Linked DNA regions of Homo sapiens: region 1 is linked to region 2. A link is a contact called in ENCODE Hi-C or POLR2A ChIA-PET data. All regions are on one chromosome and are shown on one strand. Each heading gives the region's core, a stretch centred on a gene start or an enhancer-like site at or near the end of the contact. The rest is flanking DNA. Distances are from core to core; before and after follow the strand shown.

What was found. A loop is a pair of places that touch in the nucleus more often than their neighbours do. ChIA-PET counts read pairs that join two places held with the same protein, here RNA polymerase II (POLR2A). Pooled maps may share reads with other maps.
Region 1: a loop to region 2 is called in a pooled map, with 7 times the contacts of the local background. The contact joins two enhancer-like sites. A Hi-C loop is called at or near these places in 4 of 50 pooled maps. POLR2A ChIA-PET finds 5 or more read pairs at or near these places in 3 of 52 experiments (WTC11, activated CD8-positive, alpha-beta memory T cell and naive thymus-derived CD8-positive, alpha-beta T cell).

What each region holds. Positions count from the first base shown.
Region 1 is chr2:237,570,777-237,573,476 of GRCh38, forward strand. No RefSeq gene overlaps it. Among named protein-coding and RNA genes, the nearest start is that of PRLH, 5.6 kb to the left of the region's middle. RefSeq lists a silencer at 1,317-1,502 and an enhancer at 2,096-2,631. Within about 2 kb of position 1,340, at least 2 of the 41 ENCODE cell types and tissues checked have a DNase peak (open chromatin) inside an H3K27ac peak, as active enhancers do.
Region 2 is chr2:237,320,022-237,322,721 of GRCh38, forward strand. No RefSeq gene overlaps it. Among named protein-coding and RNA genes, the nearest start is that of COL6A3, 93 kb to the right of the region's middle. Within about 2 kb of position 1,315, at least 13 of the 41 ENCODE cell types and tissues checked have a DNase peak (open chromatin) inside an H3K27ac peak, as active enhancers do.

The DNA.
Region 1 (2,700 bases), core at 90-2,589, 250 kb after region 2:
CACAGGCTGGGATGGCAGGGGCTCCCAGGGCCACTCATCAACATTGCCATGCCTCCGGCATCCACCACCACCCCCCACAGGCAAACAACAGCTCACGAGAAGACCCAGGTCCGAACTCAGGCTAAGCAGGGCTGGAGCTGCTTCCCCAGCAGCAGCCTGGACAGTGGGTACATGGACCAGCTTCTCCCAGGATCTGGGGCCAGTGGGGTCCTGGACCCATTTATCCTGAATCATCTGCGACACAAATGTCTGCAGCCCTGCTGGGGCCTCTCCCTGTGTGCTTGCAGAAATAGGGCCTTCCTGCCTGCTGCCCCACCCCAGCCCCGTTTCGGGACAGGAAGATAAGGTGGTGGAGCACTGACACAGGTGAGTCTTCCACACGCAGGTGTCAGGGGCGGCGGGGGCTGTTTTCAGGAAAGCCTGCCTGTTCTTTAGGTCTCTGGGGAAAAAAAACATGCTTTCCTCCCTTTGTTGGATACACATGTGTTGAGTGCCTGGTGTGTGCCAGACAGTGTAGAGGACCCTGGGAATCCCACAGAAATCAGGACAGACAGAGGCCCTGCCCTCACTGAGGTTCTCAGCCTCACCTATGCTCACCTGGAAGGATTTAGAAATCCCTGGGCAGTCTGATGGAATCAGAACCTCTGGGTGATATGCAGCTGAGGCGCTCCATTTTTTTTTTTTTTTTTTTTGAGATGGGGTCTCATTCTGGTGCCCAGGCTGGAATGCAGTGGCTTGATCATGGCTCACTGCAGCCTCGACCCCCGAGGCCTAAGCAATCCTCCCACCTCAGCCTCCAGGGTAGCCAGGACTACAAGTGTGCACCATCATACCCAGCTAATTTTTTGTTTTGCTTTTTGTAGAAACAGGGTCTCCCTTTGTTGCCCAGGCTGGTCACAAACTCCTGGCCTCAAGTGGTCCTCCCGCTTCGGCCTCCCGAAGTGCCAGGATTACAGGCATGAGCCACCGCACCCTGCCCCGGTGTGGGGCTTTCCGAAGCTCCGCAGGTGACTCCAGCACAGGGTTGAGCCCCACCTGCCTAGTGGTGAGGGAGGAGGGGAAAGGGGCAGTCACAGTCCTGGGAGACCCAGGGTTCCAGGACCACCACAGATCTGTCCACTCTTGGGGAGGCCATGAAATGATTCCTGAAGGAGTCAAAGGACACATTTTAATAATAAATGCTGGCATAGTCACAGGAGGTCGTCAAAACAGAGGGGGAAGCAGGCAGTCAGACCTACAGGCATCCTACAAACTTCCCTTGTATTCTTCCCCTTCTATGTCATCAAGCCGCTCCTCTGCAGCTCCTCTGAGAGCCTCCTGGTTCGCCCTTCAGCAGAGCAAGCACTCCGGACGCCAGGACCGTGGGGCTTGCCTTCCACAATGCTGGAGCGCCATCTGGTGGCCACGGGCAACCTCAGCCTCCTGCCGCCCGCAAGCTGGGTCCCCACCCCGGCTGAGGGCCCGCTGCGGGGGCACAGGGCGCGAGGACACAGCCTAGCACACTAGGGACTCACACTTCATGTTCTTCATCGGCAAGGGAATCATCGCGTGAAAAATGGTCCAACTTTACTCGCAGCCGGAAACTGCAGTGTGGATAGCAATAATACAGTGTCAGATTTCACCTGTGAAATTGTCTAAGAAACGAGGACAGTCCTCGCGAAAATCAAGGGAACAGGCCCTCTAGGAAGCTATTGTTTTCTTTATTTATCCTTTAGCTTTTCTTGGAGATCATGACAGAGGTGTGTGAAATCTGCTCTGCATTTGTCTAGTAAAGATCACGTGAGGAGTTCATTTCAGGTCACACTAGCACCAGGAAAGCCAGACTCCAAGGAAGATCCAAGATGTTTCCTTGTCCCCAAGATTGAAAGCTGGATCTGCCAGGGGCCCAGTGGACCCAGGTGGCTCCTCCAGTTAGGAAAACGAAGCCAGGGATCATGAGGGAGGAGCTATTATGAAGCTGTGGTTGGAACACTGAGAAACCCAGGCTGGCAAGGAGGGGCTGTGCCCACCCTAGGCCCAATGGATGAGCAGAGGGAGCAGCCACCAGAACCTGCAGGAGGAAGAGGCCTCTTGGACAGGGGCAGTGGCTTCTGGCCAGGACACAGCCAGCCTCACCAGACAGGCCCTAGGCAATGGCTGGCCTCTGTGTCCCCTCCCCCATCCCCTGCCAGGGCTCCCCATGGTCTGGGCCCCACTGAAGGTCAAGGCCTGGCATCTCTACACAAAGTGAGTGAGAGCAGAAGGAAGCCCGGAGGAGCCGGGGAAGCCTCAGGCACAGAGCTCTTTCCCCTTCTGTGTGATGAGAAGCTCAGCGTCAAACGGGAGGTATTTTGCTTTCTCCTTCCTTGATCCTTACAGCAGCCAATACAGTGATGCCACTTTTTCCAGGTGGATAACAATGTCTTATTGTTTAAAACTTACACCTGCTTATCATAGGGACAAGGATGAAAACCAATATCACCTTCCAAAAAGTGGCCACCTTTGAAATAACCTTGCCACATCAGGTGTCCAGATAGAGACCCAACAGGAAAACATCATGTGGGGTTTACCTCCCAAAACAGGGTCTGGGTTGCTGCAGTTTGGATATTTGTCCCTTCCAAACCTCATGTTGAAATCTGACCCCCAGGGCCAGACGCAGTGGCTCATGCCCGTCATCCCTGCACTTTGGGAGGTGGAGGCGGGTGGATCACCCGAGGCCAG
Region 2 (2,700 bases), core at 65-2,564:
GGTAACATGCTTTTAGTTAATGCACCATCCCTTGACTTGCCAACTTCTTTGTCTTGCTTCTCAGTGGCCTCATTTGTGCTTCCCACACACCTTCCGAAACAAATGACTGCAGCCAAAACTTGGTCAGGATCTGCTTTCGGGGAACTCAACATAAGACTGGTTTATGAATGACCAGTCAGCTTCTTCAACTACAACTCCTATCAAATGTAACTGTTTTAAATGGGGTCTTTCAAAACAAATATTCTTTCCCAGATATACAAGTTCTGACAATTTCTTTTTATTGTGCTATTTCTGTTTCTAACATCTCTTATAAAATTCATGTAAATGCTGGGAATTTACTAGTCTCTTGAAATCAAACATGCATAGCTAGCTCCCTTTGCAGATGCCCAAATGCCTTCTCTTAGATGACTTTTTGCAACAGCAGCATGGTTTTCACAGAGACATCTGACATAGGCAGGAAAACAATATCAGTTTTCCAGGTTGAGCGATACTTGGGTGGTGTCACCATCATGCACAGAGGCCCTTGAATCACTGGCCTTTTCCCATCACTCATGACCAAATGCCTTCAAGCTTTGACTACTAGATTCCAAAATACTACTTCTTTGGTGTTTTGGTCTTTAGCAGATTTATACCCACCATAAAGTTGGGTGGAAGACTAGGGAATACCACGGAAAAGGATTTCTGAACTGGCTCTGCATGGGATCTCAGGAATGCTGAGGGGTGGCCCAAAGCTGGAGAGCATGATTCCAAGAAAGCAGGAAGACCCCAGGAATCCCATGGCTCTTACAGCAGCTCACCATCAGTATTCATCTCCCAGGGAAGGGGAGGCACAGGCAGCGGCAAAGCTCAGACCCAAACTAAACCGAGGAGGGGTATGGCAGAGGGCAGCCTCTGGACTGGGCCCCCTGGCCTGGCAGTGTCAGCAGTCCCCAACTTCTCCGGAAGCCACACCCAGATAGGTGGAACCCTGAGAGCCTGGCTCATGAAGAGCAGCTAGGTCCAGCTGGAAATCTGACAACAATGGAAATTTGGCAGGAAAATACGAACCATCTCCTAAAAATGAACCACCATGGGGAAAGAAATTTAAAATGGTTCTTGAGGGTTCAAAACATTGGCTTTCTACAAAAAGCCTGGCACCCATTCATAAGTGCTGTGATTTCTTTTTAATTATGCAGAAAATCGTTGAGGGAATGAAAGTATAAAGCACTTGTATTTAAAAATCCAGCAAAGCTGCTGTTGAAAGGATTGAGATGTGCTCACAGTTGAGCACAAATAGACGTCCTCGTGACTCGGCCTTGGAGCCCAGGCAGGCCATACTCAGCCCAGGCCACCTTCTGCGCAAGCCCTCAATGCGTGCCAGAGCCCCCAGCTTCTCCAAGTTCTTTCCTAAGCCAGAGCAGCTCAGGATAATGAGAAGAGATGGAAAAGACTACAATGAAAGGAAGGAGAAGGATAGAGACTTGCTGTCTGAGAAAGAGTGACGGAAGGTCTTGGGGAGGGTCATGTGGAGGGCATGCTTTGTTCTGGGAAAAGACACATGGCTTAGATCTGACTTCCAGAGAAAGAGCCAGAAACATCTAGAGAATGGCAGTGAGCGTCCCACAGGAGCCAACCTTGGAACTCTGAGAGGGCTTCTGGGTCACCATAACTTGCCCAGATCCTCCATTAGAACATAGCTGGGTGAAAAGGACCACTCTGACCCTCTGTTTCATCATCTTTAAAACTGGAACAATGACCGCTACTGAACGGCACCACCTAAGATGTGTGTGAAACACCTAGTACAGCACCTGACCCACAAAGGCTTCTGGATAAAGGTGCGCTGTGTTCGTTACGGTCACACCAGCTGCTAGAACAGCCCAAGACCTCAGTCTCTTACTTCAATAGAAGTTTATTTCTTAGTCACAAAATCCAAAACAGGTTTTCTTTATTGGCAGGCCACCTTCCACGGGCCAGGCTGGAGGCTTCCCCAGAGAGAGCTGAGTGGATATGAGGGTCAGGGACATGTCAGGGTTCAAGAAAGGACACAGAGTCCTTGGCATAGTCTGGCAGAAGAATGTCTTGGGAAGAGAAATCCACGAGCTGTCAAGGGGTCAGGAATCCTGCAGCTCAGATCATGTTTTGCTGAACCCTAAGTTAGGACAGACAATGTAACAAAGGATTTTGTTTTATTTGCTCTGTGGGAATAAATGGGAGAAACTGCCCATCCACCACCTGAGCACCTTGCCTTACCCTAAGTTAGCAGCACACACAGCTTAACCAGCCACTCACCTGGACTTACATCACTTCCTGCTTCTCCTGAGTCAGGTGAGATGGTGGGTGTGATTGTCCCAGCAACCTTGAGCAGCCAAGGGACACACACAGAGAAGCAATGCATAGATAGAGTGAACCAAGAATGGCAGGGATGGGCATGCTGGCAACAGGAGGTGGAAAGGGAGAGAGGGTTCTGGAGCCCTTGGAAGTGAGTCTCCTAGTGATGGGCCCTGCCCCAGTCTATTGTAACACACCTTGAGCAGACCATCTAGGTATGTTACAAATATTGGTGTCCTACTCCTGTACCTTGGGCCTGACTACTCCCCCAAGTTCCACATGGGAGTATCTGCAGGTCTTTGCCAAGAACATTTTCTTACACTACAGAAGGCCCCTTTGCCAGTGTGCCTGCAAGCCAAGAGGACCAGAGCATGAATGCCTCAGTGACCCGTG